Linked DNA regions of Homo sapiens: region 1 is linked to region 2. A link is a contact called in ENCODE Hi-C data. All regions are on one chromosome and are shown on one strand. The core of a region is the stretch at or near the end of the contact, and the rest is flanking DNA. Distances in the headings are between cores, read along the strand shown.

Region 1 (4,999 bases), core at 2,289-4,788, 440 kb after region 2:
AGAGAGAGGGAATATGGTGTGAGATGAACTGGAGGGGTGGACAGCCATATTGGGCACAGTCCTGTGGGTCACATAGATTTCTGCCTTGTCGTGGAAGTGACAGGAAGCCCTTGGCCCACTTGACTGAGAAGGATGGTGTAAAAATATTTGGTTTTGTTTGTTTGTTCTTACAGACAGAGTCTTGCTCTGTCTCCCAGACTGGAGTGCAGTGGCACAATCATAGCCCACTGCAACCTCAAACTCACATAGCTCTTTGTTGTGGGTGACTGTCACCCACATTGTAGGATGTTTAGCAGCATCTCTGTCTTGCACGTCATATGTTCGGCAGCATCCTTGCCACTAGATGCCACTGGCATCTTCTCCTTCTCTGCACATCTATAGTGGTGACATTTAAAAACATCTCCACACATTGCCAAGTGTCTCCAGAGGAGTGGGTGTGGAGGGACAAAATTGCCCCTGCTTGAGAACCAATGTCTTATATTGATGAGCTCCAGCATCACATGAGTCAAAGAAAACCAGAAAATTGAAAAGGGTAAAGCTCCTATCATTCATTTAGAATGAAATGATTACTATTTTCCTAATAATCTTGAGAAAAGTGATTTGTTCATTCACTCATTCAACAAAAATATATTGTGTATGTACTATTGCCAGGTGCTGTCATAGTCTTTAGGGAGACAGGAATGAACGGGTTGGATTCTAGAGCAGCAGTCCCCAACTTTTTTGGCACCAGGGACTAGTTTTGTGGAAACAATTTTTCCACGGAGGGTTAGGAAGAGATGGTTTTGGGATGAAACTGTTCCACCTCAGAACATCAGGCATTAGATTCTCATAAGGAGCACACAACCTATATCCCTCACATGTGCAGTTCACAATAGGGTTAGCGCTCCTATAAGAATTTAATGCTGCAGCTGATCTGACAGGAGGTGGAGCTCAGCTAGTAATGCTTGCTTGCCCACCACTCACCTCCTGCTCTGTGGCCCCATTCCTAACAGGCCACAGACTGGTACTGATCCGCTGCCTGGGGGTTGGGGACCCCTGCTCCAGAGGGTTTATAATCAAGCTCAGTGGCTGTGAAAATGAGAGACCATTTCTAGGACTTCAAGAGTCCATGGAGAAAGGGAAAAAGGAGAGAAGCCAGAGGAGACAAAGAATCAATAGTCAGAAGTGGCTAGAAAGCCAGGAGAGTACACCGTGACAGAAGTCAACCTAGGCATTGGGCGGCTGAGACAGACTTCATTGTCAGGAGCACCTGTGTCTCAATTCTGGCTTACTATTACTTGGGCAAATTACTTCTTTAACCTCAGTTTCCTTGTCTGTAGAATGGAAATCATAACAGTAGTCACTTCCTGACTGTTTTGAAGACGAAACAAAAATAAGATAATACATGTGAAGCTCTTAGCACAGAGAGAGCACAGACTGGGACCTGGTAAACATGGAACAAACCTATGGAAGCTGCTCTAGTTATCTTTCAGTTTATACTATTTTATTGCTAGGAACAAAGTTGTGCTCCAGGCAAAGGCACGTCAACAGCCACCAAAGATTGGAATAAGCCTTTGGGGCAGTTATTTTAGCTTTAGCCATCTGGCTGTCCCTTATCAATAATTTGTTGGTTGCATCTGCGGTGGGTTTTGAGGTATCATAAAGTTTACTAAGCCTGTTATTTCCTATATGCACAGAAGCAGTGAGAGGAATGTGTTGCAGTCATAATGAAAGTAGAGGTCATTTTTTAAAATTGAAAGTGAGAAAATGTATTGCAATAGGACCATTCTATATTTATTTAAAAAAGAAAAGAAAGTGAGAAAACGCAGAATGCTACATGTGCCTTTGAAGTGAGACATTGGATGATGGGGATGATGATACATATTAAATACTTAGAAATGAGTTTGGCACATGGTGAGCACTTAAGCAACGTCTTCCTTTGTGATTGTGATTATTATGATGGTGCAGAACAAAGAGGGAATCATACGGTATGTGAAAAATGTTGAGTTTACACACAAGACAGTTATTAGCCAGGGGCAAGGAAAAGTGAAGACTAAACTGGAAAAAATCTGGAATATGTGGCTAGAGCTCAGCATCAATTTCAGATGCCTTATGCAAATTCAGGAGATGGCTAGAGGTTGGAGAACGTAAAGGGGTAGCTGGGAGAAAATGCTGCTTGGAGATGATTGTTGTAAGCCATAGGCATTCCGTGAGGCTAAGTTCATTCATTAGAATCTGTTCCTCATTAAAATGAATCTCAGGTGATTGGGTCATGGAGCCCATACCTCTCAGATATTTCTAGAGACCGTCAGCAGAGGGAGGTCTCATCTGCCTCAACAGGTTTACGAATTGATCCACTTTAAGGAAGGATGTCCAAGACAGCAATGTTTTACGGTGGCAAAGAGAAACATAAACTTCAGAGCCTAAACTAACATTTCTATTTGGTGGATATGTGAGTGAAGATTGCAAACTTAATCTCTTCTTGTTCTCCTTGGATTTACAAATATAGCATCAACAACAACTCACATTTACTGAGAATGCAATATGTGGCAGACAGTTCTAAGCATATTGCACTTTCACCAAGACTCTGTGAACTAGTTAGTGTTATGTGCCCATTTTATAGATTTAGAAGCGGAGGCACAACTTGCTTAAGGGACCCAGTTAGTGAATTGTACAAGCAAGATTTGAACCAGGTAGTCTGACCCCAGAGCCCATGCTCTGCTTTGCTTTGCTTTTTTTTTTTTTTTTTTTGAGACAGAGTCTTGCTCTGTCACCCAGTCTGGAGTACAGTGGTGCAATCTCAGCTCACTGCAACCTCTGCCTCCTGGGTTCAAGTGATTCTCCAGCCTCAGCCTCCCAAGTAGCTGGGATTATAGGTGCGTGTCACCATGCCCAGCTATTTTTTTTAATTTTTTTTTAATTTTTTAGTAGAAATAGGGTTTCACCATGTTGGCCAGTCTGGTCTCGAACTCCTGATCTCAGGTGATCTGCCTGCCTTGGCCTCCCAGAGTGCTGGGATTACAGGGGTGAGCCACCACACCCAGCCCCATGCTTTTAACTACTGAATTTACAAACAGCCTATTAACACCTGATCTTTGCTTTTTTTTTTCTTTTTGAGACAGGGTCTCACTTTGTTGCCCAAGATGAAGTGCAGTGGCACAAACAGCTCACTGCAGCCTTGACCTCCCAGGCTCAAATGATCCTCCAGCCTCAGCCCTTCAAGTAGCTGGGACTACAGGCACATGCCACCATGCTCAGCTAATTTTTGTATTTTTTGTAGAGTCTAGGTTTCACCATGTTGCCTGGGCTGGTCTCGACCTCCTGAGCTCAATTGATCTGCCTGCCTCGGCCTCCTAAAATGCTGGAATTACAGGCATGAGCCACCATGCCCAGCCAACACCTGATCTATTTTTAAGTATCAAAGCTTCTGTATTATTATGATGGCTGTCACTAGTAGGGAAGCATGATCATTGACATCAAGGATAATTGTGACCAAGTAAAAGCCATTTGATTTAGCAACAAGCAGATCATTGGCCTCTGAGTGGGTGGTTTCTGTAAAGTACTGGGGTGGCAGCCAGACTGTGAGGCCTCAAGGGAGTTGAGGGAAGTGAGAAAAGGGAAGCCTCCAGGGTTTACAGGCATACCTTGTTTTATTCTGCTTCGGTTTATTGCACTTCACAGATATTGTGCTTTTTACTGATTGAATGTTGTGGCAACCCTCTGGCCAAGTCAATTGGCCCCATTTTTCCAACAGCGTGTGCTCACTTTATGTCTCTGTGTCACATTTTGGTAATTCTCACAATATTGCCAACTTTTTCATTATTATTTTATCAGTTATGGTGATCTATCATCAGTGATCTTTGCTGTTACCATTGTAATTGTTTTGGGGCACCACACACTGTACCCGATAAGATGGCACACTTAATCCATAACTGTTATATGCATTCTGATTGCTCCATTAAGTGGTTGTTCCCCTGACTCTCCCTCTCCTGGGGCCTTGGTATTTCCTGAGACACAATATTATTGAAATTAGCCAATTAATAATGCCACAATGACCTCTAAGTGTTCAAGTGGAGGAAAGATCATGTCTCTCACTTTAAGTCAAAATCTAGAAGTGATTAAGTTTAGTGAGGAAGGCATGTTGAAAGCTGAGATGGGTCAAAAGCTAGACCTCTTGGGCCAAACAGCCAAGTTCTGAATGCAAAGGAAAAGTTCTTGAAATTAAAAGTGCTACTCCAGTGAACTCAATAATAATAAGAAGCAAAACAGCCTTATTATTGATATGGAGAAAATGTTAGTGGTTTGGATGGATGATCAAACCAGCCACAACATTCCCTTACGCCAAGGCATAATTCAGAGCAAAGCCCTAGCTCTCTTTAATCCTATGAAGCCTGAGCAAGGTGAGGAAGCTGCAGAAGAAAAGTTGGAAGCTACAGGAGGTTGGTTCATGAGGTTTAAGGAAAGAAACCTGTCTCCATTACATAAAAGTGCAAGGTGAAGCAGCATGGGCTGATGGATAAGCTGCAGTAAGTTATATGGAAGATCTAGCTAAGATCATTGATGAAGGTGGCTAAACAGATTTTCAATGTAGGCAAACAGCTTTCATTGGAAGAAGGTGCTATCTAGGACTTTCATTTTAGTAAGAAGTCAGTGGTTGTTTCCAAATCTTCAAAGGACAGGCTGACTCTCTTCTTAGGAGCCAATGCAGCTAGTGACTTTAAGTTGAAGTCAGTCCTCATTTACCTTTTTCAAAATCCTAGGGCCCTTAAGAATTATGCTAAATATACTCTGCCTGTGCTCTGTTAGGGAAACAAGAAGTCCAGATGACAGCACATCTGCTTACAGCATGTTTTACAGAACATTTTAAGCCCACTGTTGAGACTACTATTCAGAAAAAAAAAAGATGCCTTTAAAAACATTACTGCTCATTGACAATGCACCTAGTCACCCAGAAGTTGTGATAAAGATGTACAAGGAGATTAATGTTTTCTGCCTGCTAACACAACATCCGTTCTGCAGC
Region 2 (4,885 bases), core at 1,948-4,447:
GGGGCACAAGATCCTTAGAGACAGAAGCACTTTGTAGCCATCCCTTCTCGCTGTCTTAGTAGGTGTACATTCTCAAGCTGTTGATTTTTCTTGACTAATTAAAGATGATTGGAGTTTTAGAGTTTGGCTTTATTTTTGTTTTTCTCCATCTTTCACATATCCCAACTCACACACTGTCTGCTGCTGCCAATTAGCAAGAACGTGGGAGAAGAGTTAGTCCTGGCTATAACCAGGCTGGATACAAACCTGTCACAATGAGATTAGGGATATTCAGGCAAAAGCATTTACCTTAATGTGTTTCGTTCCTAGCAAAACAATCATGCAAATGTTTTAAGTCAAACTTTCCAAAACAGACACAGTCATGCAAAGCTGTCCATGTGAAACAGGTTGCCAGTCAGAACCACCATTTTTATCTTCCACTGCTGTTCTGTAGGCCAGTTAACTCTTCTCTACCCATAGAATGTCTTCTTTGTTTTTAGATGTTTAAAAAAACCACCCAGTTGAATTGTTACATTACAAAAAAAGGTTACACTTTTGTTTTTAATACATTCCAACATTACAGGAATGAAATGCAGAAATGGAAATTTGGATTTGAGTTTTTCATACTGTCAGTAGCCCTTCCTGTAAACCTTGCCAATATCAAGAAGGTCTTAAAAAGTGTAAACTACAGGAAAACTGCAATTAGTCAAAATGCCCTGGGTATGGGAGATTCCAGGTTATCTCAGAGTTAACCAGAAAATCCTTTTCACTTCAACCCTTGCCATTGAAAGTCTCTGAAAAGCGTGAGTTGAGTTTCCTGCCTTAAAAAGCACAGTTTACTCTAAATGCAATTTAATGTTTGCCTGATAGTTGAGGGTCAGGGTGGACCTCAGGCTAAATATTCTGGACCCCAATTCCCATTGTCCAGAAAAAGCAAAACAAAAGGAAATGGGAGATTGGGTAGAATTTCTACTCAACCCTAGGACATGTTTTTGAAGTTCTTGAAATGAGCCTTTTCCTTCTGGTATTTTGCTCCTTTCTACTTCTATAAAGAGAGAAAAAAAAAGTCTGCTAAACTAGGAGTTTTGCCTATATAAGTTCCAGTGAAATCAAGATGCTATGATATTTGAATTTTTCCTTTAATCTTTATGAAAGAGATGACTGAGGTGTCGGCCATCAGGAGTTGGGAGCCATCCTCTTCCACCTGGTCTTGGATCTAGTACAGGGAGGCTTGGAAAAGTGAGTTCCCCTAGCCACCCCCCACCTTTCACTACCCCTCCAATGAGAGAGCAGAATGGCATGGGTCATGCATTTGGTTATTTCTTCTCATCATTTGTCACTCTCTAGACCAAGGTTCCTCATCCTTGGCATTACTGACATTTTGGGTTGGATAATTATTGTTGTAGGAGGCTGTATTAGGGTTCTCTAGTGGGACAGAACTAATAAGATAGACGTATATATAAAGGGGAGTTTTTTTATTTTTTATTTTTTTTTATTTTTGAGACAGAGTCTTGCTCTGTTGCCCAGGCTGAAGTGCAGTGGCACAATCTCAGTTCACTGCAAGGTCTGCTTCCTGGGTTCACGCCATTCTCCTACCTCAGCCTTCCGAGTAGCTGGGACTACAGGCACCCACCACCATGCCTGGCTAATTTTTTTGTATTTTTAGAAAAGACGGCATTTCACTGTGTTAGCCAGGATGGTCTCGATCTCCTGACCTCATGGTCCACGCACCTTGACCTCCCAAAGTGCTGGGATTACAGGCGTGAGCCATCACGCCTGTTTATTAAGAGTATTGACTCATACCATCACAAGGGGAGGTCCCACAATAGGTTGTCTGCAAGCTGAGCAACAAGGAAGCCAGTCTGAGTCTCAAAACCTCAAAACTAGGGAAGCAAACAGTGCAGCCCTCTGTTGGTGGTCAAAGGTCCAAGGGTCCCAAAGCTTGGAGTCTGATGTTCAAGGGAGGCAGCGTCCAGCACAGGAGAAAGGTGTAGGCTGGGAGACTCAGCCAGTCTAGTCTTTTCCCATTCTTCTGCCTGCTTTTATTCTGGCCATGCTGGCAGCTGATTAGATTGTGCCCACCCACATTGAGGGTGAGTCTGACTTTCCCTATCCACCGACTCAAATGTTTATCTCCTTTGACAACACCCTCACAGACACACCCAGGAACAATACTTTGCATCCTTCAATCCAATCAAGGTGACAGTTGATATTAACCATCACATAGGCTGTTCTGCACACAGTAGGATGTTCCTGCTAGATGCCAGCAGCACTCCCCTCACCTCCTCAGTTGTGACAACCAAAAATGACTCCAGACATTGCCAAATATTCCCTGAGAGGCAAAACTGCCCCTAGTTGAGAATTACTGGTCTAGATGGAAGCACAATTATTCTTTTTCTCCCCCACTTGTCAAGATTATGAGTTTTCTTGACCTTGGCAAGTAATTTCATAACATATTTCCTGTGCTACTTCATGGAAAAACAGAAATAATTATCTGATGAAAGTGGTATTTTGACTTGAATTGTATGAGGCAGGCCTTGTTAAAATACAACTGCAGGTTCTGCATTGTTTACTCTTCTAAATTTCCCTTGAGGTCATTGTCATTATGGACACGGAGTCAAGCCTTAGCCACAGCCTCTTATGTTGTATGGTCATCTTCAATTTCATTTTTGCATCTATCTCAGAAATACTTTCACTACTGTTGCTGCTTCCTAAAGGCTTAACAGATTTTTCACCCACTGGGTTCTTTTAAACCTGTTATTCTTTCTCTCCAGTGGATTGGGTTAAATTTAAATTCCACATTCTTAAAGAATATTTTGTATATTTTAAAAATTTGATAAATTAGTTGAATTCAGGCAGTTAGTTCTAGATGCCTGATTTTAAGGGTGTAGTAGTATTTCTGCTATAGAAAGAGCAGAAGTTAAATTGTTGTGGAGAGCAGATCAGGAGAGTTACTTACATATGTTGATTTTCAAATTTCAAACAATTAAATATTTCATATATTTATATTATAATATAATGTATGTACAATTTTCCAAGTTCATCGGATTTTTTGTGTATGTTATTTTTACTTAGATGGTAAAGAATAGAACACAAAACAATAGGTGCTGACTATATAAAAAATGTTCATTTACCTAGGTAAAGCCTAAAATATAACAATTAAGGCCGGGTGTGCTGGCTCACGCCTGTAATCCCAGCACTTTTGGAGGCCAAGGCAGTGGGTCACCTGAGGTCAGGCGTTTGAGACCAGTCTGACCAACATGGAGAAACCCCGTCTCTACTAAAAATACAAAATTAGTCAGGTGTGGTGGCACATGCCTGTAATTCCAGCTACTTAAGAAGGCTGAGGCAGGAGAATCGCTTGAACCCACGAGGTGGAGGTTGTGGTGAACTGAGATCGCACCATTGCACTCCAGCCTGGGCAACAAGAGCAAAACTCCATCAAAAAAAAAATCTTGTTTACATAAATTTAAAATGGCATGTATTTTTCTGACATGAAAGTAACACCCTCACATGACGTTCACTGGAAATACAAAAAGTGAAATGATGAAAAAGTACTTGTGATATTATCACCCAGAGATTGTCACTATTAACATTTAGAAAATGTTTCCTTTCAGTCTTTCTTTCCTTCTACAAAACTGAGACCACCCTAAATAGAGTTATTCTGATTTTTAAAATCATAGTAAGCACAGATATAAATATAACTAGTGTATTTAAACTGCCCCCCCTGTAGGACTTTAGGTGATTTCCAGTTCTTCACCATGATATGTTTAGTGCTGCAGTGAAAGTCTCTATACATAAATCTTTGCACACATGCCTGAGCAGCACTTTCAGCTGAAACTTGAAAAGACAAATACAGGGTCAAAAGGTATGAATTTCTAAGACTCAATCCATATTGCTGAATTACCTCAGGAAAGCTATGCCCATTTTCAGTCTTTCTTTATTGACAATTTTCTTGAAGGGCTTCCATCTTGTTCTGTCAACCTCCAGGCCTGTGAAGACATTTCCCACAGGACATTCTTCAGATATGTCAATGTCAATGTAATAAGATCCATCTTAAGATATCTGTCAACAGCCTCCTTGGACCCATCTCAAACCATCTGTCAATGGCAACTCTAATATATTTTAGGAAGATGCTGATGCAGTTACCAAAAAAAAGTTTGCAATGGAATCAGATTGTCCAATCACTCAAGTTGCAGAATTGAACTGTGTTAATGACATGTGACAATTTTATCACAATATCCAGAGACTCCATGCTAGGAACATGTCCTTGTAATTTTTTTTTTTTTTTGAGACAGATTCTCACTCTGTCACCCAGGCTGGAATGCAGTGGTGCAGTGGCGTGATCTTGTCTCACTGCAATCTCTGCCTCCTGGGTTCAAGTGATTCTCCTGCCTCAGCCTCCTAAGTAGCTGGGATTATAGGTGCGCGCCACCACTCCCGGCTGATTTTTGTATTTTTAGTAGAGATGGGGTTTCACCATGTTGGTCAGGCTGGTCTCGAACTCCTGACCTCGTGATCCACCCACCTCAGCCTCCCAAAGTCATGTCCTTGTAAATTTAAGGGCAGGCTGCAGGAGGAGGAACGGGAATTATCTTTCATGTGGCTTCTGTAGAACTCACACAATCCCAGCCATGTCGCAAACTTGGCAGCAAGAATTGACTGCCAACCCTTAGCTCCAGTCAAGACTATGGAGAAAAACACTGCTTAGATACAGGACTATATGACTTAGAAAGCTAGATTAGTATAATCTGACTATAACACATACAACTGTTACTTTGCTGTAGGTTTGAATTTCGTGCCTCCAAATGATCTCTAACCAAGACAAGTATGGTGTTCCCAGGAAATGGAAAGGACCAGCCTTCTTACACTATAGAAAGCACTTTCATAGGTGTATAAAAGTACT

Evidence for each region. Hi-C counts contacts between places; a loop is a spot of excess contacts on that map. Pooled maps may share reads with other maps.
Region 1: a loop to region 2 is called in a map with no recorded cell type, with 7 times the contacts of the local background. The contact joins two enhancer-like sites. A Hi-C loop is called at or near these places in 4 of 37 single-sample maps with no recorded cell type and 2 of 50 pooled maps.

Annotation. Positions count from the first base shown.
Region 1 is chr11:36,352,838-36,357,836 of GRCh38, forward strand. The region is part of intron 1 of PRR5L (proline rich 5 like); the gene reads left to right. Among named protein-coding and RNA genes, the nearest start is that of PRR5L, 59 kb to the left of the region's middle. Within about 2 kb of position 3,539, at least 3 of the 41 ENCODE cell types and tissues checked have a DNase peak (open chromatin) inside an H3K27ac peak, as active enhancers do.
Region 2 is chr11:35,909,374-35,914,258 of GRCh38, forward strand. No RefSeq gene overlaps it. Among named protein-coding and RNA genes, the nearest start is that of LDLRAD3, 32 kb to the right of the region's middle. Within about 2 kb of position 3,198, at least 3 of the 41 ENCODE cell types and tissues checked have a DNase peak (open chromatin) inside an H3K27ac peak, as active enhancers do.